Linked DNA regions of Homo sapiens: region 2 is linked to region 1. Evidence: chromatin loops called from intact Hi-C (ENCODE). Cell type or tissue: sigmoid colon. All regions are shown on one strand. Each heading gives the region's core, and the rest is flanking DNA. Links, peaks and the distances in the headings are about the cores only. Region 1 has its middle 22 kb from the start of DYNLT3. Region 2 has its middle 34 kb from the start of CYBB.

What was found. Hi-C counts contacts between places; a loop is a spot of excess contacts. Peaks named below come from ENCODE experiments on the same cell type or tissue, not always from the same donor. Only the 100,000 strongest peaks of a DNase experiment are listed, where the experiment ranks them.
Region 2: it touches region 1 in a loop (9-fold over the local background); 81 of 110 quality-filtered maps call a loop at or near these places.

What each region holds. Positions count from the first base shown.
Region 1 is chrX:37,820,086-37,831,897 of GRCh38, reverse strand. No RefSeq gene overlaps it. Among named protein-coding and RNA genes, the nearest start is that of DYNLT3, 22 kb to the left of the region's middle. In sigmoid colon, for the core only: a CTCF peak has its summit at 6,461 (motif pointing right); a DNase peak (open chromatin) is centred at 6,467; H3K27ac peaks cover 169 bases.
Region 2 is chrX:37,739,878-37,751,689 of GRCh38, reverse strand. No RefSeq gene overlaps it. Among named protein-coding and RNA genes, the nearest start is that of CYBB, 34 kb to the left of the region's middle. RefSeq lists an enhancer at 6,010-6,059. In sigmoid colon, for the core only: a CTCF peak has its summit at 6,166 (motif pointing left); a DNase peak (open chromatin) is centred at 6,129; H3K27ac peaks cover 1,054 bases.

The sequences.
Region 1 (11,812 bases), core at 2,170-10,169:
ACGGCACAGCCGTGAGTAGGAAGGAAATGCCTGCGCAACACTCCCCAGGTTTGTATGACGACTGTGGTTCTTACTTCAGAGCCTATAATGTCAGAAGAGAAACATGTGTCCAGAGATTTTTTTAAAAATTTATTTTATTTTTTATTATACTTTAAGTTCTGGGATACATGTGCAGAATGTGCAGGTTTGTTACATAGGTATACATGTGCCATTGTGGTTTGCTGCACCCATCAACCCGTCATCTACATTAGGTATTTCTCCTAATGCTATCCCTACCCTATCCCTCTACCTCCCGACAGGCCCCGGTGTGTGATGTTCCCCTCCCTGTGCCCATATGTTCTCATTGTTCAACTCCCACTTATGAGTGAGAACATGCGGTGTTTGGCCTCAGCCTCCCAAGTAGCTGTGATTATAGGCACCTGCCACCATGCCCTGCTAATTTTTGTATTTTTAGTAGAGACAAGGTTTCACCATGTTGGCCAGGCTGGTCTTGAACTTCTGACCTCAGGTGATCCGCCTGCCTTGGCCTCCTAAAGTGCTGGGATTACAGGCGTGAGCCACCACACCTGGCCACCATTATTACTATTATTATTATTATTATTATTATTATTTGAGATGGAGTCTCGCTCTGTTGCCCAGGCTGGAGTACAGTGGCACGATCTCAGCTCACTGCAACCTCTGCCTCCTAGGTTCAAGCAATAATTCTCCTGCCTCAGCCTCCTGAGTAGTGGGGATTACAGGCACGCACCACCACGCTGGGCTATTTTTTGTATTTTTAGTAGAGACAGTGTTTCACCACGTTGGCCAGGCTGGTCTCTAACTCCTGACCTCAAGTGATCTGCCCCACTCAGTCCCCCAAAGTGCTGGGATTACAGGTGTGAGTCATCAGGCCTGGCCAGATGGAGGCTTCTAAATGGCCTTCTGACTCCACCTCAAACTCTATATATGCTGTATCTAAAAGGGCTTCCTGCACAAGCAATTTTTTTTTTTTTACTTTATAAATAACTGTACTTCCTAATAGCATCACCAATTTGCTTTCCAAAGCAAACACTGTTGACATTTCAGTTCTTTTTTTTTAGTTTATTATTTTTATTATTAAACACTTCCATGTTTCTATCATAGTTCTTATGATTTGTTTCATAATGGCACTTTAAGTTATACTCTGTCAACAGACATCTTTTGCATGTTAAATATGCAGTAATGGAATTCACTTGCTGTATAGTTAGAATGCTTTTAATTAACTTATTTGGAAGTCCAGAAATAAAACATATTTCAGGTTGACTTAATCCTGTGGCCTAAGGTCTGTTTCTCTGTGATTGCTTCATTTGTGTCCCACTGTTTGTTGACTTTATCCTTAGCCTAGCCTACTCTGTTAGTTGACTTTATCCTTAGCCTGATTTTCATCATTGTGCAAAAATGGCTAAAGCAGATCCAGGCTTCCCATTCGTATACCATATTGAATAGAGGAAGAAAGAAAATATATTTGAATAGTTAAAAATAAGAAAATTTCTTTCCCTTAAACCTCTGCTAAGCATTCCTGTGGTGGATAGTGGCCTGCAATAAATCTCTTCTCCTGGTATTCATGCCCTTGTGTAGTCACTTTCTTCATTGACTCTGAACTTGGACATATGACTTGCTTTGGCCAATGAGACATATGATGAAAAAGCAAAAGTTTATTTACACATTGTATTTTTCTCTTTGTGTTCTTGCATCCTTGTCTCTTGGAATGCTCCTCCTTGGAATCTGTTAACCATACCGTAAAGAAGCTCAGGTTAGACTACTGAATGAAGAGAAGTCATCTGAAGATGGACTCCAAAGAATAAAAAGCCACCTTTGGAATTTCTACCTCCTGCCAAACTCCTAGCTAAATGCAGGCACATTAGTAACTCTGTTACACCATGTGGAGCAAAAGAATCTTCCAATTGACTTCTGCCAATCCATTACGTTTTGAGGTTGTTTGTAATACAGAAACAGGAAACAATTTCACAGACTTGCACTGGTAAAAATTAGGTCACTAGCTAGAAAGAATACAGGAAGAAAAAAAAACAAAATTAAGCCACATACCCAATATTGAGCCAATCTCTTAATCTGGAAATTCTATTCATTGACTTTCTTAAATTTGGGCTCCTGAATGATTCATTGTAGCAAGGATAGAATCACATTTAGACCAGAGAAGCATTAGTTTTCCCTAAAGTATATCAAAGATATGGGAGAGCATTAAATACTTAAACAAAAATCAGAGTACTTTTAATGAAAGGTAAGGGGAGTGTTGGATGCTGGCTAAACTATCAGCAATGTAGGCTGGGAGTGGTAGCTCATGCCTGTAATCCCAGCCCTTTGGGAGGCTGAGACTTGAGGATCACTTGGGGCCAGGAGCTCAAGACCAGTCTAGGCAACATAGTGAGACACGGTTTCTACAAAAATTTTAAAAGTTAGCTGGCTGTGGTGGTGTGCACCTGTAGTCCTAACTACTAGGTAGGCTGAAGCAGTAGGATTTCTTGAGTCAGGAGTTTGAAGTTAGAGTGAATGACACTACTGCACTGCAACCTGGGTGACAGAGTGACACACTGTCTCTTAAAAACAAAACAAAACAAAGAAATACTCTCTCACATTATTACTGAAATGTATAGCCATCTTGATCTAATTTGTTTTCCCTCTCGTGATAGGTGTACCAGTATAAGAAGTGTTTGACTTTCTCCTTAACTTTTGTATTGGTTTCCGATTGCCACTTAAACTTGGTGGTCTAAAACAACACAAATTTATTCACTTACAGTTCTGGAAGCCAGAAGTTCAAAATGGTCTTACTGATCTAAAATCAAGGTATAAGCAGAGATGTGTCCTTTCTGGAGCTTCTAGGAGAGAATCCTTTTTCTTGCCTTTTCTACTTTCTAGAGGCTACTTAAATTCCTTGGCTAGTGATTCCTTCTAGCACCCTCAAAGGTAGCAGTGTAGTATCTTCAAATCCCGTTCCTTTCTGACCTCTGCTTCCATCATTTCTGACTCTGAGCCTCTTGTTTTCATATTTCCCTTATTAGGAACCTCGTGATTATATTGGGCCCACCCCAGATATTGTCCCTATACTTAATCACACCTGCAAAATCCCTTTTGCCATGAACATATTGACAGGTTCTGAGGATTAGAATGTGGACATCTTTGTGATGGTGGGGGGTGTATTACTCTGTCTACTACAATTTTATTATCACATGAGGCTCAATGTCAGTGGTCTCTCATTCTAGGTATCAGATAATAGGGAATAGTAAGGACTGTGATAAGTTGGATAGCACACAATTTAGAAACAAGGGCTCAGGGTTAATCTTCCAGTTTTTTCAAAAAATCCAGAAATATCAATTATGATGCACAATCTCTCAATTTCAAAATTTCCATATTTTAGAACATGGTGTTTGGGTTTAAGGAGGTCCAATCAATAGTACATCTCTTTCCTAGTTTAATTCTGAATCAATTGGGAGACAAAGATAAAGATAGCTTCAAATAAAAATATTACCTTTCTGTTCCAGAATGGAACTTATCTCAGGGCAGCTAGTCTTTCTAATGTTAAACTCCAGAATTTGAATTATTGCCCAGTTGAAGGCAGAAACGTGCTCTGCTGGTGAACCAGCTACAAAGAAAAAGGGAAAAAGGAGCCATTTTACCTCTCATGGAAGGAGTGAGGAAATAAAGAAATATCAGGGGTTTTATATGAATTGATAAATCTGTACATAGAGAACGACCTGAAAGAAAACATCACAAGTTGGGGATTAAGCACTGTTCCTTTAATGCTTACCACTGAGTCATATTTTTTTACACACTCTGTAGCCCAACATTATACAGGCCAAAAGAAACATGTCTGTGGGTCACATGTAGCCCATGGGTCATTAATTTGTCGGCGTTTCATAGCTCCTGCAGATTTAGTCTTCTAGTAGCCCCTCTCACTCTACCCCAGCTCCCTCTATTGATTGGGCCATCTGGTCAGACATTGCACTTTTTCCACCAATGGTCAACCGACAAAGGGAAGGAAATGAAGCCAGCTATCATCTGGACTTGAGGCCCCATCAGAACGTCTGGGTGCAACTGCTATTGTAGCAAGCTTGGTAATGTAAACTAGGGAGTTTACATGGACAGAACTAATGTTCTATGAATCATTAGCGTAGTCTTTCTAGAGGGCAATTTGGCAGCATCTGTCAAATTTTTAAGTGCTTATGTTCCATGACCAGAGTATTAGAGATCTATACTACAGAAATAATAACATGAGTGAGAAAAAGAAAAAAAGCAAAGAAGAATTTTCTTTGTAATAACAAATTTAAAAAATGAAAACAACTTTAAAGTGTCCACCAAAAGGGGAAGGGATAAATAAATTATGGAAAAGTAAAGATGAAATATCACTTTTTATTTTATGTATTATATGATTTGAAATAGTTAAACAATTACATATTAATTTTTAGTACTTAATTTAAATTACACAATACATGATATTGTTTTTCAGCCAAAACATCATGATATAACAAAAGCCTAAAATGCCCCTTGCCCTTCATCTTGTCTTCTCTTTGTCCCCCACCTTCCCATGTACTCCCATGAGGTAAAATATACTGTCATTTTGATGTATAAGATTCCAGGCTTTTCTGCACATTTACATGAATAAATGAATGTATTTTTTATTGTAAATAATATATATGATTCTGCAGACTGCTCTTTTTATGGAACAGTATGCCTTGGGGATTTTTTTTCATGTCAGTATATACAGACTCACCTTGTTGAGTTTAGCTGCCATACTGTATCTACAGTATGGATAGGACACAGTTTATTCATTTTCCTATTGATGAACATTTAGGTAGTTTCTACTGTTCCACTCTTACAAAACAATGCTGCTATGAATATCTTTGTACAAACTTCCTTGGGTCCATGTATCCACTTTAGAAGTGAGATTACTGGGTTATAGGATGTATACCTTTCAAATCTTAATAAATAGTGTTTCTTCTGTAATTTAAAAATAATACTTTGTTTTAAGAAGCGAGAAAACAATATTCTTAAAAATAGCAAGTGGCTCTCTCATGTACAGATATACAATGTATACATATATAGCTAAAGAGATCCTGTGCCAGCCCTTAAAATTATCATTCTAAAATGGAATTCATTGTGAATCACAGCTTACCCCCCAAAAAAGCACAACAGTCATACACACTGGGCCTACTGTTTTTGGCATGCTTGGGATATAATACCCGCCGTTCTCTTTACATATACTTATGGGTAGTGTGTGTGTGTGTGTGTGTGTGTGTTTGTGTACATGCAAGCATGTGTGTGTGTGTGTCTCTGTGTGTGTGTGTTGGCACATGTGTGCTGTATAGAACTTGCAACAGGGTTTCTTCTAGATGACTCGTCTGAACCACAGCAATTTCTGTGGAAGTTGGAAGAAAATTGATGAATGTAAGAGATATCATGGAGTTGGAATCCCCTGGAAATCATGATTGGTAGGTCTAGGCAGCCAGGCACAGAGCAAAACTAAGGATGTCATGAAGTTTAGTTTCTTGTTTGCTGAGCTGAACGAGGTTTGTTGAACTATCTAAAACCACAGGGAGCACTGTTCACTGGGGTCAGCTTCGTCGATGCTGATAGCTTTGTCTCTTTGCTGCCAACAGCAGCATTTGGTAAGGTGTAAGAAGGCCTGCATTCTAGTCCTGGCTCTACCTCCAATTGGCTATGTGATCTTGAAGTAAGCATTTCACTGCACTTAATTCATCTATAAAATGAACAGGACCTTTTTCACCTTTAATATCATGGACTAGCAACTCCAAACCAAGAATTGAACAGACATTTAGATATCTGTTACACATACCTAAATCTATACAAGCTTGCATGTAACAGATATACAATGCTAAATTAATTCTTTTCATCTGTGCAGGATCTATTCTGGTATTTTTTCTTCAAGAATACTTGTTGTAAGGTTTTGCAGAACTAAAATGGGACAAATAGAAGTGAATCCAAAGATGATGTAGATGCTTCCAACAAGTGAAAGCCTGAAGTGGGAAAATTTGGGATGCCCAGACTCATAGACTGGAAGGGGATAGAATGAGAAAGAATCATCATAAAGTTGTAGAATCCCAGACTTTAAGGTTGCCTATACAAACCTCCAAGCTTCAACAGATATCAGTTCTACAAACACACCTGGCAGATGGCTATGAAAGGAGCTTGTTTGTGGTCTGGACTGGGGGGTGTGTTTTACAGCAAAAGGTAGCTGTCAGGGTAATGTCTTCCATTCAACTGGTCCCCTTTAATGCTGAACTCAGAGTAAGGCAGCACGGACATGTTTCATGAAAAAGAAACCTTGGGAGATCTTTATGCTAAAACACACACACACACACATGCACTGCACACACATGTATGGTTGGTACAGGCTTTGAAAGATATTACCTTGAAATTATTGTTTTGTTTTATCTTCAAAGACTTTATCTCTTCATGCAGTTTAGCTGTGTGGCCACCAGGGGACAGAAGGATGCCATTGATTGTATTGTGAATGTAAGCCTCGAAGTTTGTGCTCTCCCTAAGATTCAAAATGATGGCTCTCTGCTCATTTTGACCCCCTACCCAAGATATATAGTCACATATATCCAGCTTTTTCTATAAAACGAATGCCTTTGCTAAGCTGATTAAAATATGTCAAACTTTAAACTCATCATGCTGGAACCACATTTCCTAGGCCCCTGAAAAACAGCAGCAGTCTCTGGTTTGTAGCAACTCTTTTTCAGAGAAATCACTGGAATTCCAATTCCTTCTGTTTTTTTAAGGTCTCTCAGCTGTGTCTCATTTGGATTCCTCAGTGGCCTTTCCAAGGCCTCTTTTAGCCTAACTTCCCAAGACTCATTCTCCTTTGCTGGTCTCTTTCTACAAACGCAACATGGGGTTAGGTCAGTAATTCATGCAGTAAATATTTACTTTGTATTCACTGTGTGCCAAAACAAGCCCAGGCTCTCAGGAAACAAATAAAACTTTTCTGTCCTACAGCTTACATTCTAGTGAAAAGGCAGACAATAAACAAATATGTTCAGATGGCAATAAGTGCTATAGAGAGGTAATAATAAGAAATAGGAGAGGGAGATTGGGAGTTATTCAAGGAGGGGATGGTGGCAGGGCTGCTATTTTAGATGGTACTGTCAGAGCATATTTCTCTAATAAAGATGGCATTTCAGCTGTGACCTGAAGGAGGTGAGAGAGCAAGCCACATATTCCAGGAAGTTGGGGAGGGGCACAAATGTAAAGATCTTAAGGTGGCACTAGTTTCAGTATGTGTGAGGGGCAGCAAGGTGGCCAGTGTAGCTGGAGCTCAGTGAGAAATGGAGAGAATGATGGGAAATAAGATCAAATAGGTGACAAGAAATCTGATCTTGTAGGACCATATCTGTGAGATGATGCAGCTCTGACAGTTTTGAGCAGAGGATTGACATGGTCACTGTGGCTATAGTAAGAAGTGTGGGAGAAGGGATCATATTCTGGAAATGGCTTGAAGGGAAAGTTGACAGGATTTAATAATGAATTGTATGTGGTAAGTATGAGAAAGAAGAGTCAGGGGTAGGCTAAATATTTGGCCTAAGCAAATGGAGTTTCTATTTACCGGGACAAGAAAGACTTGGGGACAGGCAGTGAGGTAAAAAAGAAAACTAGAATAGTGTGTGTGTGGTCCTGAAAGCCAGGTGAAGAAAGTTTTGCAAGGAGGAGAGAGTGATCATCTGTGTCCTACACTAATGAGGTGGATGGCATCCCTTCTGGCTGTAGCTGTCGCTACAGGTGTTACTTGCCTCACAGACTCACTGACATTGCTGTGCTTTTCTGCCATGTCAGATACTTGCTGGATTGGGAAATGGTCCTCAAGTGTTAGAGACAATTCCACATGACCTCAAAACATGATGGTCCTCTATAGTCTGTTCTCAGTTCCCAGTTTCCTGGAGCTCAACTAGTTAACAGACACCTGAACTCTCATCCTGCATCAGGGGACAAAGGGACACACTACTCAGTGCTGCATTCAAAAAGCTCCTCTCCACCACACTCTGTTCAGCTTCCGGAGCAAAGTCTGTGAGAGGACCCCAGCTTTTTCCTTTTATAGTGGTTCTTTTCCACCTAGAATGCTGCCGGGGGTTGAGCGTCTACCTCAGCTCTCCCATACAAATCCTAGGGCGTCAAGCAATACTGCCTGTTTCATGGCCATTAAACCTTCATGTCCAATCTACGCAGATAATCCCAGGCACTCCAGGACTCACAGTGGCCCTAGACATACAAGCTGTACTGCACTAAATTAAAGAATCGTGCCATAAGCATTTTGCTGAGTAAATGGAATTACTAAAATAGAGACATGTTATTCTCACCCAATTTTTAGCTGTTTGTTTAACATCATAACATAATTTTGCTTTTATATACTGTCACTAATTAAAATTTAAGTTTGAAATTATCATTCTCTTCCAAGATCAGTTTTTGAGATAAACCCCTACCCCTTCTTCCCATCCCAGTCAATTTTATTATCTCCATTCATTTACCATGACTCTTCATAAATATCTTACGAAGGTATAGGGTAAGCTTAGGGGGAAACACGTTGTCCAGATTCAAGTCCTAACTGATTTGTTTCTTAGATGCATGACATTGGGAAAATTGCTTAATATCTCCATGACTCAGTTTTCTCTCCTAGAAAGCACAGATAATAATTGTTGTGAAGATTAAACAAGATGAAGTATGTAAAGTTCCAGGCACATTGTAGAAGCAAGAAGATAGAGTCCATCTTAGCTTGGGTCCATAAGAAAGAAAAATGTTGGCCCCAGTCAACATGCAATGATCACATAATGTAGCAATAAATAAGCTCTAGTTGCTTTAAGCCATTGAGATTTTGGGGGTTGTTACTTCAGCAGAACCAGGTGCTGACTAAGTAAAACAGAAATTGATACAGTGGCTAGGGCATACTATAACAAAATCTAAAATGAGTGACTTTGACAGAGTGGTAGGTTGGTGGGTGTTAAGGAAACATATTGAAGACTGAAAAGATGAAGATCCCTGTTAAGCAGAGGCAAAGCATTTGTTATAAATGTTGCCTATAGTCACTTGGGAAGAAAATCATGTGCCTATTGAATGTGTAGATTTGGAGGGAAAGATGGAAAACATAATGCTAGTAGTCTGTTGTTTGCTGTTAACTGAGAATTGACTGGCTTGACAGTAGAAATGATGGAAACGTCTCAGTATCAACTAAAGTTTATGGACTTTGCACATAATGCTGTGACAGGTTGGAAGAGCTTTGAGATTGCCCCCTTGACAGTAGGTATACTATCAAGAAATGAAGAAGTAAAGCAAAAGGAGTAAACACAAGCCAAATCATGAAATCTCTTTTAAGCCACATTAAGGAGTTAAGTCTCTTTCTTGAAGCAGCAGGAAGCCTTCAAGGGTTTTTGAAACAGGGATGACATGAGTGGCCTGGAAATGAATTTCTTATCAAAATTTAGAAGAGGCTAACATCTTATAAACAATATATGTGCACAAATCAGATCATGCATAATCTGAATTAAAATATCCTCAGAAACAACAAAGCATACATAATATAAAGTAAAAATAAAAATTCCCTTTCACATAACGCAAATTCCTCTTATTTCCCCAGATTATCATATTAATACTTTGATGTGTGTCTTTCCAGACCTTTGATATGCACCCAAACACATGCGTGTGCATGTATGCCCCCATTCCCCCATGCATGCACACACACATAAACGTAGAGTGTTGTTTTGTAACATGAATAGAGTCACACATATAGATCTAACTATATGACTATTTAACATGTGTTCCAGTGTGTGGATACACTATAACTTCTTTTTTTAAAATTTTACTTTAAATTCTGGGATACATGTGCAGAAAGTGCAGGTTTGTTACGTAGGTATACATGTGCTATGGTGGTTTGCTGCACCTATCAACTTGTCATCTAGGTATTAAGCCCCGCATGCATTAGGTATTTGTCTTAATGCTCTTCCTCCCCTTGACAGGCCCCGGTGTGTGATGTTCCCTTCCCTGTGCCCATGTGTTCTCATTGTTCAACTCCTACTTACGAGTGAGAACATGCGGTGTTTGGTTTTCTGTTCCTGTGTTAGTTTGCTGAGAATGATGGCTTCCAGGTTCATCCATGTCCCTGCAAAGGACATGAACTCATTTTTTTTTATGACTGCAGAGTATTCCATGGTGCATATGTGCCACATTTTCTTTATCCAGTCTGTCATTGATGGGCATTTGGGTTGGTTCCAAGTCTTTGCTATTGTAAACGGTGCTGCAGTGAACATACATTGTACTAGAAATTCTTATTGATGAACAATTAGAATGTTTTCAATGTTACATTAAATAACTGCACACATCTAGAGTAGTTGTAAAGCTGTCTCCAAACTGAGGTGTGCACGATGTATGACTCTATTTTTCTCTAACAAAGTGTAATTCTCTTTTAAGCACCTTCTATCATGTAGCAGGAAAACTAATCCCAGTCTTTTTAGGATTATAGACTTACTGTCACCCATGGAATTTGAGTAATGGTTCCAGAATCTTATATAAGTCAACAGGGTTGGGTGGGGCCCTTGGACATAGTGTAATCTGTCCATTTTCCCTATCAGATCCAGTGTCTTTCAGCTACTTCTGTGACACATCTGGGCATGTGAAATTATTTCTATGAAACTTCCTGTTGTCATATCTACATAAACAGATGACATATCCTTTTTCTCCCTCAGGTGTGGTCAATATTCCACCCATTCCATTGTGCTTTTATATTGTCATGGTTGATAACTTTACATTCTATTTTGTAATAGTCTAAGTCTTCTGTAATTTGTCTGTTAATTAATTTTAAAATTAGAAAATCAATACACATTTACATTATTATGAAAGACATCTTTTCAACATTGACCTGAGTGGTGTGCTAGGAGTATTTTTCTTTCTCTACGAATTTAATATCATGACTATACCACTCAAAGGGAATATTTCTAGAGTGATGTTTGAATAGATTCTTTTTTAAAACTCCCACCAAATGCTTTCACCATATGCTCAAGCTGTTCCTGTAGATCTTGTTGGAGCATTGTCCCCTGCTTCTGTCTGAAATAGTTGTTCTCAGAGCCAACTGTCCAGCCATAATCATAGAACATTCTTTGCTCTCCTGGGGTAAAGCCATTGCTTTTTAGGTCTTATTTCTTCATTCATTTTAGATTACTTCCTTGGTTTTCAGAAATACAACCTCAATGACTTCTCAAGAATGATGCAATTTTAGGTAAGGTTAATTTTAGTGTACCTTCTTTCCCTCTATGGTCAGAGCCCCATCTGTGTGGGGTTGCCCCTCTTCTTCCCGATTTGGATGTAATGTCCCAATGCAAAGTGTAAGGTCTAGTTCCTGACCTGTCACTGAGGCTGGATGATGTAACCTAGAAATGTATATGGGTGGGGGGTGAGAGTGTGTATTGTATCATGGAGTTAATCTTGACCAATGAAAAACAGATAGGAAGGGTACACCCTTGTACTGAGCACACACACATGCTGAGTATGGTTCTTTGGGGCTCATTGTGAATTGGTGGCTGTGCGGTGATGCTTCACATCTTCCCATGCCTCACTTACTGGGTTTCTCATGCTCACCACCTTAGGCTTATACCTCCCAAGCAAAATATAAGTATTTTAATCCCTGCCTGGAACTTTGCTTTTTAGCAGAGTGCCTAGGCTAAGCTAGCCAAGTATAGTATTCTAGGTTGAGGCTGGGCACGGTGGCTCACACCTGTAATCTCAGCACTCCGGGAGGCCAAGGTGGGCAGATCATGAGGTCAGGAGTTTGAGACCA
Region 2 (11,812 bases), core at 1,484-9,483, 80 kb after region 1:
AGACATTTCTCAAAAGAAGACATACAAGTGGTAAACAGGTATATGAAAAATGCTCACCATCACTAATCATTAGAAAAATGCAAATCAAAACCACAATGAGCTATCACCTCACCCCAGATAAAATGGCTTTAATCAAAAAGACAAAAAATAGTAGATAATGGTAAGGATGTAGAGAAAGGGGAATGATTGTACACTGTTGGTGGGAATGTAAAGTAGTACAACCACTATAGAGAACAGTATGGAGATTCCTCAAAAAAACAAAAAATAGAAGTACCATATGATCCAGGAATCCCATCACTGGGTATATATCCAAAATAAAGCAAGTCAGTATTGAAGAGATAGCTGCACTACCATGTTTACTGTAGCACTATTCACAATAGCCAATAGCCAAGATAAGAATTAACTTAAGTTCCATCAATGGATGAATAGAAAACGAAAATGTGGTATATATACACAATGGAATACTATTCAGCCATAAAAAGAATGAAATCCTGTCATTGAAACAACATGGATGAAACTGAAAGTATTTTATAGAAATAAGAGAACCTCACTATTTTGACTGATGGAAACTATTAATACAACATTCAATTTGCAGAGTTAATACAAGAAAAAATGTTACCAGAAAACTGAGTTATATGGGCCTCTCCATAGTTATTATCCTCTGTGAACACTGTTATTGGCTTCTTTCACCATGAATTAGCTATGTGTGACTTTTATATAAAGTAAAATTTATTTAAATTGAGCCATTCTGCATGTACTATTTTGTGGCTGGCTTCATTCATCCATCCATGTTGTGGTGAGAAGCAGTGATTAATTTATCTTCATAATAGCATAGTATTTCATTTGTATGAATATACACATGCAATTATTTTTCTATTAATGGCATTTGGGTTTCTTCTGTTGGGACATTTATTAAAAATACTGTTATGAATGTTCTTGAAAATGCATTTTGGTAAATATATATGCACATTTCTTATGAGTACATAGAGGTAAAGCTACTAGATCATAAGATTACATTGATTTAACTTTAGTATAGGATGCCAAATAGTTTATGAAGTAGTTATGGTACCAGTTTACACTCTGACCAGCTGTAGCAAAACTTACTTATTTTAGGGAAGAGCATATATAATATTGGTGTAATTTCATGCGTTCCTTAAATATTTGAACGAATTCGCTGGTAAAGCCAAATGCACTTGGAGTTTGTTATGAGAGTAGGTTTTGAATTACAGCCTCAATTTCTTTATAACAGAAAGAACAATTCTAATTTTTATTTATTAAATGATTTTTCCATTTATCATTTTGATACTGATAGTTAATTTAATTCTATTCTCTGCGAAGACCATAATCTCCTTTAAAATGTTCTGAAACTTGTTTCATTGTTCATAATATGGTTAACATTGGTAACTTTCTAAGTACACCTGAGAAGACTATATATTGTAATTATACAGTGCATTGCTCTACATACATCAATTAGGTCAAGTTCATTAATGGTATTCTTTAATCCTAATCAAAACCCCAGCAGTGTTTGTTTATTTATCCATAAAAATCTGACTCTAAGCAGGGAAAAACAAAAAAGGCCACACCCATCTCAATGTATATTATTACTCTTAGGACCTGGGCCTCAAAAGTCCTGACTTCTTTTATTGCCTCTTGATGTTCTTTGCATTTTACGTAGCTTTTATAGCTGTTTGCAGTGGGAGGGTTGTTGTGATATAAGCTGCTCTACCAGAACTGAAAATGGAACTCCTTCCCCGACCACCGTATTTTTATTGTTGGTATTATTATTTCTAATGGAATGAATGAATTTTCTTAAAATAGTACAAAAGAAATATATTCATGGGATTTAAAAAATCTTTTCTTTTTTCATGTTGCTTGAATTTATTGTTATTTAACTAGTGTGTTTCTAGAAGACAGAATGTATAATAAATATAAATCAAAGCTCTTTCAATGCAATGGGTATTATTTACATGTGGAGAAGGGCAGCATTTACCTCAAATCATTATGTTTATGTTTCCAAAGGGCTTGCCCAACTATAGGCAGAGTAAATTCTTTCTGTTTGGGAGACATGTTGCTCAGGCCTAAGGCAAATTTAAGCAAGTCTCATTGAACATAGGAATCTCATACGCACAATACTCAGGGAGGCTGAGGCGGGAGAATTGTTCGAACCCTGGAGGCAGAGGTTGCAGTGAGCTGAGATCGCACCATTGCACTCCAGCCTGGGTAATAGGGTGAGACTCCATCTCCAAAAAAAAAAAAAAAAATTCTAGGTTGAATACCACTTCCGGCAGAACTTTGAGTTTCTATGAAATTTCCCATGGTCATATGTACATAAAGAGACGGCATATGCTTTTTCTCTCTCAGGTGTGGTCCCTGGTCCATGGGCCTTGGTCCATGGTCTTCTAGTTTCCAGTGTTGCTGAAACAAGTTTGATTCTTGCTACTTTATGGGTTACCTGTGTTTTGATTTGTTTTGTTTTGCTTTAATATTTCCCTTCTGGAGGCTGTTGCAAATTTACTTGAACCTCCATGTTCTGAAATTTTGTAACAATATGTCTAGACATAAGAAATTATTTTCAAGGTGATGGCTACTCTGTGGACTCTATCCATATGATGACTTGTATTATTTGGCTCAGATAAAGTATCTTATAATTTCTGGCACTTTTCTCTCATGTGCTATTTCTATACTCTCTTTCTGAAACTTCCATCCGTTGGATGACAGACTTGACTCTTTTCATTCCTATGTTTCACTCTTCCCCTTCTTCATGCCTCTAGTTTCTCTGGAATTCTTCAGGGTAGGTAGGAATCTTCCTGAGCGTTGTCCCCTTCCTCGCATATGTCTAAGTTTGATTTATTTCAGCCTAGTTCATGATTTACCACTTCTCTATCAAAAAATTAAATGGTACCAGCTCCTCTTTGTAGCTCTGGTAGAATTTGGCTGTGAATCCAACTGGTCCTGGGCCTTTTTTGGTTGGTAGGCTATTAATTACTGCCTCAATTCCAGAACTTGTTATTGGTCTATTCAAGGATTTGACTTCTTCCTGGTTTAGTCTTGGGAGGGTGTATGTGTCTAGGAAATTATCCATTTCTTCTAGATTTTCTAGCTTATTTGTGTAGAGGTGTTTATACTATTCTCCGATGGTAGTTTGTATTTCTGTGGGGTCAGTGGTGATATCTTCTTTATCATTTTTTATTGTGTCTATTTGATTCTTCTTTCTTTTCTTCTTTATTAGTCTGGCTAGTGGTCTATCTATTTTGTTAATCTTTGCAAAAAACCAGCTCCTGGATTCATTGATTTTTTTGAAGGGTTTTTCATTCTATCTCCTTCAGTTCTGTTCTGATCTTAGTTATTTCTTGCCTTCTGCTAGCTTTTGAATTTGTTTGCTCTTGTTTCTCTAGTTCTTTTTTTTCTTTTCTTGTTTGTTTTTTTTTTTTTACTGAGTTTTGCTCTTATTGCCCAGGCTGGAGTGCAATGGCGCGATCTTGGCTCACCGCAACCTCCGCCTACAGGTTCAAGCAATTCTTCTGCCTCAGTCTCCTGAGTAGCTGGGATTACAGGCATGCGCCACCACGCCCGGCTAATTTTGTATTTTCAGTACAGACGGGGTTTCTCCATGTTGGTCAGGCTGGTCTCAAACTCCTGACCTCAGGTGATCTGCCGGCCTTGGCCTCCCAAAGTGCTGGGATTACAGGTGTGAGTCACCATGCCCAGCCCCTCTGGTTCTTTTAATTGTGATGTTAGGGTGTTGATTTTAGATCTCTCCTGCTTTCTCCTATGGGCATTTAGTGCTATAAATTCTGGAAAAATAAAAAAGGGGAACTTTCCTTTCGGTAAAGTTGAGATTTGGGTTAGCAGCAGTTTACATTTTTTTTTTTTTTTTGAGGCAGGTTCTCACTCTGTTGCACAGGCTGGAATGCAGTGGCGTGATTTCGGTTCACTGCAACCTGTCTCCAGGGTTCAAGCGATTCTTGTGCCTCAGCCTCCCACGTAGCTGGGACTACAGGCGCATGCCACCATGCCCAGCTAATTTTTGTGCTCTTTTTTTTTTGTTTTTTTTAGTAGAGACGGGGTTTCACCATGTTGCCCAGGCTGGTCTTGAACTCCTGAGCTCAAGTGATCCACCCACCTTGGCCTCCCAAAGTGCTGGGATTACAGGCATGAGCCACCACACCTGGCCAGTTTACAAACATTTTTGACCACAGCCACAGTAAGAACACATTTTATATTGTGACTCGGTGTACTCATAACTGTGTAGAATGGAAACAAAAATTCTCCCAAAGGTTACTTGACTCAACATGAGGAGTGCTGTAGGATATCTCATTTGTATTTGATTCTTGTATATTTCCTTTTTAAAAATGTTTGGTTGAGATTCACTAAATTTATATGAGGATCCATTAATAGTTTGTAACCCACAGGTGGAAGACTTCTGGAACATAAGTTACAAAAGATATAGCAACACTAGGCTAGTAGGGCCCTTCCAGAACAAGCCTTCCACAGTTTCCATGGCTACCCATTTTTCAGGTCAATGAAATTAGTGATGCAGTCAACCAAAACTATCATGGCAATCTGCCCCTCTCTTTCTTCTTCATCAGACCTGGGAATGCACCACATAATGAAAGCAACAGGAATGTGACATCTCTCGACAGTGCTCTCACAGAGAAACCAGGCCAGTTTTTGCAAGAATGGTTTGTTCATATACCTCACCCAGGCTGCAGAAGACCTGACCCCTTCCCTCACCTCAACAGCCACTCAGATGAGAATTTATTTCTTTATGGGTCCTTTGAGGAGTTGCCCTCCCCCAGGGTGTGGAGAATTACTGATGACTCAGAGACGCCAAACACCAGCTCTGAATCAGGGGACATGCCACCTCTAAGCCTCCCTTCGGGTTTCCCCACATGCCACAAGTCCACCAGGCTCCTGCAGCCCTGCTGGCGGTGTGAGGTCCCTCGCCTTAAGCCCAGCTACCCTTTGCCACTGGGCTGATTGCCTACCTGGGTACTATAGGGCCTCTTTCCCATAATGCTGGAGATGGGACCCTGAACTAAAGGACCACAGCCTTTCCAGAGCAGCAGATCGGCTGCCAAATCTGATCTGCAGAGCTATGAGTGGGGGGTGGCAAAGGGAAATTGTGGGTGTGGGTGGACATGGGGGTGATGGCGTTGCTCCACTTTTAGCAGCTGAAGGGAGAACATGTGGTGGCTTGGAGTACCTCAAAAGAGTGGGAGGTTAAGAGTAAGGTTTTGAAAGTCAGATGGTTTCAACTCAATGTTGGTTCTTCCCCTTATTGTCTGTGTGACTTTGCCGTTGACCAATTTTTTAACCTAGTCTGTGGTCTCCACTTGTGTAACTTCTACTTTTCATCTTGTTTTGAAGAATACATGTGATAATGCATATGAATCATGAATTGCCTCACATATAGCATGGGCTCATTAATAGTAGCTGCTATTATTAATGCATTGTTGTTATCATACTGGAGAAGAGAAAAAGGTGGAAAGACTTAGCCAGTGGCCCCTGGAATGCAGCTAAATGCAGGATGTAATGCCTGGGAACTGCACATATAGTGTACCCTATTACAGAAACTTGCCCTTCCTGGTTTGGCAGAGTGTGTCATGCTTGCCTGTTAGGAGGAGAAGCTTCTTGAGTAGCTGTGCTCAGAAGGACTCTGAAGCCATGGCAAGTCCCAGTGTGGTAACAGAGCCTCACACTGAGCATCTCGGCCTGTCATGGGTTTGGAGTGGTGAACATGGGCAGGCCAGCTGAGTATCTGTCTTCCCTTCCCCTTTAGGACTTAATATTTTGTGATTTAGTCATAATTTTTCAGGCTTTTCAAGATGGCTTGTTTTAAATGCATTATTTCTCATTGGGACTTTCAGGGGGTGATACGTAAGCCTCACCTACATTCCTGAAAGGCCACATTCTACAAGGCACATATTTGAGGAGGCTGTTAGGTGCATAATAGAGATGGGTCTAGCATTGGAGGGGAACAGAAGTGGTGGGAAAGAAACAACAAGTCACAGAATAAGAAATATAAAAGGGAGAAAATTAGAACACATGCAGCGTAAAACAGCAAGCTAAAACTCCTGCTGGGCCCTGATGCTAAGGCAGGGTCAATATTCTGTACCTCGATGAGCAAGCACTGCCACCTGCTGGCCAAGGGGAATGTGACTGCCAAGGGATTCCTTTGGAAATGGCATACATGCATACATCATTTTGTTGTGCTTTGAACATAATTGCATTTTTTTTTTTTTTTTTTTACAAATTGAAGGTTTGTGGCAGCTCTATCTCAATCAAGTCTATCGGCACCATTTTTCCAACAGCATGTGCTCACTTTGTGTCTCTGCTACATTTTGGTAATTCTCTGAAATGTTTTAAAGAAATGAAAAATTTCAAACTTTTTCACTATTATTGTATTTGTTATGATGATCTGTGATCAGTGATCTTTGATGTTACTATCGGAATTCTTCCACAAACCACACCCATATAAGACAGCAAATTTAATGGATAAACGTGTGTGCGTTCTGACTGTTCCACAAACTGACAGTTCCCCCATCTGTCTCCCACTCCTCAGCCCTTCCTATCCCTGAGACACAGCAATATTAAATTAGGCCAACTAATAACCCTACAGTGGCCTCTAAGTTTTCAAGTGAAAGGAAGAGTTACACATGTACACTTTCAACCAAAAGCTAGAAATGATTAAGTTTAGTGAAGAAGGCATGTTGAAAGCTGAGAGAGGCAAAAAACCAGACCTCTTGTGCCAAACAGCCAAGTTTTGAATGCAAAGGAAAAGTTCTTGAAGGAAATTAAAAGTGCCACTCCAGTCAACATAGAAATGACAAAAAGGAAAACAGCTTTATTTCTGATATGGAGAAAGTTTTAATAGTCGAGATAGAAGATCAAACCAGCCACAACATTCCCTTAAGCCAAAGCCTAATCCAGAGCAAGGCCCTAGCTCTTCAATTCTGTGAAGGATAAGAGAGGTGAGGAAGCTGCAGAAACAAAGTTGGAAGCTAGCAGAGGTTGGTTCATGAGGTTTAAAGAAAGAAGCTGTTTCCATAACATAAAAATGCAAGGTGAAGCAGCAAGTGCAGGTGGAGAAGCTGCAAAAAGTCACCCAGAAGATTCAGCTAAGATCATTGAAGAAGGTGGCTACACTAAACAACATATTTTCAATGTAGACAAACAGCCTTGTATTGGAAGAAGATGCATCTAGGACTTTCATAGCCAAAGAGGAGAAGACAATGCCTGGCTTCGAAACTTCAAAAGACACTGACTGTCTTGCTAGGGGCTAATGCTGCTGGTAACTTTAAACTGAAGACAATGCTCATTTACCATTCCAAAACTCCTAGGGCCAATATGAATTATGCCAAATGTACTCTGCCTGTGCTCTTGAAATGAAGCACATTTCTAGATGAAAGCACATCTGTGTACAACATGGTTTACTGAATAAGCCCACATAAACCTACTGTAGAGAAAAAAAATCCTTTCAAAATATTACTGCTCATTGACATTGCACCTGGTCAACCAAGAACTCTGATGGAAATGTGCATGGTGATGAATGTTGTTTTCATGTCTGCTAACATAGCATCCTTTCTGCAGCCCATGGATCAAAGAGTTGTTTAAACTTTCAAGTGTTATTATGTAAGAAATACATTTTGTAAGGCTGTAGCTGCCATACACAGTGATTAGTCTGATGGATTTAGGTAAAGGAAATTGAAAACCTTCTGAAAAAAGTTACCATTTAAGATGACATTAAGAACATTCATGATTCATGGGAGAAAGTCAGAAATATCAACATTAACAGGAATTTGGAATAAGTTAATTCTAACCCTCAGGGATAGCTTTGAAGGATACAAAACTTCAATGGAGGAAGCAACTGCAGATGTGGTAGAAATAGCAAGAGAGCTAGAATTAGAAGTGGAGTATAAAGAAGTGACTGAATTGCTGCAATTTCATTTTTTTGTTTTTAATTTTTGTAAGTATATAATAGGTGTATACATTCATGGGTCACATAAGATATTCTGATACAGGCATGCAATGCATAATAATCACATCCAGGTAAATGGGGTATTCATCACCTCAAGCATTTATCCTTTGTGTTACAAACAAATTACACTCTTCATTATTTTAAAATGTACAACTAAATTATTTTTGACTATAGTCACTTTGTGGTGCTGGCAAATACTAGGTCTTACTCATTCTTTCTAACTATGTTTTTGTACCACTTAACAATCCCCACTTCTTCCTGACCACACCCTCTCTGCCTCCAACCAATACCCTTCTCATCTTCTGGTAACCATCATTCTACTCTCCATATCCATGAGTTTAGTTGTTTTAATTTTTAGCTTTCACAAATAAGGAAGAACATGCAAAGTTTGTCTTTCTGTGGTTGGCTTATTTCACTTAACATAATGATCTCCAGTTCCACACATGTTGTTGCAAATGAGAGGATCTCATCCCTTTTTATGCCTGGATAGTACTCCAGTGCGTATATGTACCACATTTTCTTTCTTTTCTTTAAGCTGAAAGCAATGATCATTTACCATTCCAAACTCCTAGGGCCCATAAGAATTATGCCAAATCTACTCTGCCTGTGCTCCAGAAATGAAACAACAAAGCCTAGATGACAGCACATCTGCTTAGAGCATGATTTACTGAATATTTTAAGCCCACTTAAACCTACTGTAAAGAAAACTAGGTTCTCCATATTGGTTGTACCAATTTACATTCCCACCAACTGCATATGAGACTTCCCTTGTCTCCACATTCTTGCCAGCATTTGTTATTGCCTGTCTTTTGGTTAAAAGCTATTTTAGGCAGGGCATGGTGGCTCATGCCTGTAATCCCAGCACTTTGGGAGGCCGAGGCGGGCGGATCACGAGGTCAGGAGATAAAGACCATCCTGGCTAACACGGTGAAACCCCATCTCTACTAAAAATACAAAAAATTAGCCGGGAGTGGTGGCGGGCGCCTGTAGTCCCAGCTACTTGGGAGGCTGAGGCAGGAGAATGGCGTGAACCCGGGAGGCGGAGCTTGCAGTGAGCCTAGATCGGGTCACTGCACTCCAGCCTGGGCAACAGAGTGAGACTCTGTCTCAAAAAAAAAAAAAAATGCTATTTTAACTGGGGTGAGATAATATCTCATTGTAGTTTTAATTTGCATTTCTCTGATGATCAATGATGTTGAGCACCTTTTCATATGTCTGCTTGCAATTTGTATGTCTTATCTTTTGCCAAATGTTTATTAAGATCCTTTGCCCTTTTTAAAATCAGATTATAAAATTTTTTTCCTAAAGAGTTGTTTGAGCTCCTTATATATTCTGGTTACTAATCTCTTGTCAGATGGGTAGATTGTAAATATTTTCTTCCATTTTGTGGGTTGTCTCTTTACTTTGTTGATCGTTTCCTTTGCTGTGCAGAAGCTTTTTAACTTGATGAGATCCAATTTGTCCATATTTGCTTTGGTTGCCTGTGCTTGTCGGGTGTTTTTCAAGAAATCTTTGCCCACTCTAGTGTCCTGAAGAGTTTCCCCAATGTTTTCTTTTAGTAGCTTCATAGTTTGAGGTATTAGATTTAAGACTTTTATCCATTTTGATTTGATTTTTATACATAGTGAGAGATGGGAGTCTAGTTTCATTCTTCTGCACATGGATGTAGAATCATCCCAGCACCATTTATTGAAGAGGCTGTCTTTTCCTGTGTATGTTCTTGGCACCTTTGTCAAAAATGAGTTCACTGTGGGTGTGTGGATTTGTTTCTGGATTCTCTATTCTGTTCCACTGATCCATGTGTCTGTTTTTACGCCACTACTGTGCCCTTTGGGTTACTATATCTCTGCAGTGTAATTCAAAGTTAGGTGATGAGATTCCTCCGGTTTTATTTTTCCTTAGGATAGCTTTGGCTATTCTGGGTCTTTTTGTGTTCCATATAAATTTTGGACTGTTTTTTCTATTTATTTGAAGAATGTCATTGGTATTGTGATAGGGATTACATTAAATGTGTAGATTTCTTTGGGTAGTGTGGACATTTTAACAATATTGATTCTTCCAATCCATAAACATGGAATGTCTTTCCATTTTTTGCATCTTCTTCAATTTCTTGCATCAATGTTTTATAATTTTCTTTATAGAGATCATTCACTTTTTTGCTATATTCCTATGTATTTTATTTTATTTGTAGCTATTGTAAATGAGATTATTTCTTTTTCAGATTGTTCACTGTTGGCATATAGAAATACTACTGAGTTTTGTATGTTGATTTTGTGTTCTGCAACTTTACAGAATTTGTTTATTGGTTCTAATAGTTTTTTTGGTGGAGTCTTTAAGTTTTTCCAAATATAAAATCATATTATCTACATACAAGGATAATTTGACTTCTCCCTTTCCATTTGGGTGCCCTTCATTTCTTTCTCTTGTCTGTTTGCTCTAGCTAGGATTTACAGAACAGTGGTGAAAGTGGGCATCCTTATCGTGTTATAGATCTTCGAGGAAATGCCTGTAGTTTTTCTCCATTTAATATGATACCAACTACAGGTCTGTCATATATGGCTTTTGTTATGTTGAGGTATATTCCTTCTATACTCAGATTTTTCAGGGTTTTTATCATGAAGAGATGTTCAGTTTTGTCAAATGATTTTTCAGCATCAATTTTAATGATCATGCAGTTTTTGCCTTCCATTCCGTTGATATACTGTATCACATTAATCTATTTCCATACGTAGAACCATGCTTGCATCCCTGGGATAAATCTCACTTGGTCATGATGAATAATCTCTTTAATGTGCTGTTGAAATCAGCTTGCTACTATTTTATTGAGGATTTTTGCATCGATATTCATCAGTGATACTGGCCTGGAGTTTTCTTTTTTTCTTTTTTTGATGTGTCTTTGTCTGGTTTTGGTATCAGGGTAATACTGGCCTCGTAAAATGAGTTCAGAAGTATTCCCTCCTCCTCTATTTTTAAAAATAGTTTGTGTAGAATTGGTATTAGTTGTTAAAATGTTTGGTAGAATTCAGCAGTGAAGCCATTGGGTTCTGTGCTTTTCTATGCTGGGAGACTTTTTATTATGGCTTCAATCTTGTTACTTGCTATCAGTCTGTTCAGGTTTTGCATTTCTTCATGGTTCAATTTTGGTAGGTTGTATGTATCTAGGAATTTATGGAATTTATCTAGTTCTTCTAGATTTTCCAATTCATTGGCATATAGTTGCTCATACTAGCCACTAATAATCCTTTAGATTTTGGCAGTATCAGTTGTAATGTCTCCTTTTTCATCTCAGCTCTTATTTATTTGGGTCTTCTCTTAGTTAATCTGGCTAAAGTTTTGTCAATTTTATCTTTTCAAAAAACAAACTTTTTGTTTCATTGGTATTTTGTATTGTTTTCCTCATTTCAAATTCATTTATTTCTGCTCTGATCTTTATAATTTTTTTCTTCTACTAATTTTGGGTTTGGTTTGCTCTTGCTTTTCTAGTTATTTAGATGCATCATTAGGTTGTTTATTTAAACTAACCCTTATTTTTTAATGTAGGCGGTTAATGCTATTATTATCTTTCCTCATAGTACCACTTTTACTGTGTCCCATAGGTTTTGGTATGTTGTGTTTCCATTATTATTTGTTTCAAGAAACTTTTCAATTTCCTTCTTAATTTATTCAGTTGCCCACTACTCATTCAGGACCATATTGTTTAATTTACAGGTGTTTGTGTAGTTTCCAAAATTCCTCTCGTTATTGATTTTTACTTTTATTTCATTGTGGTCAGAGAAGATGCTTAATATTATTTTAATTTTTTAAAATGTTTAAAGACTTGTTTGTGACCTA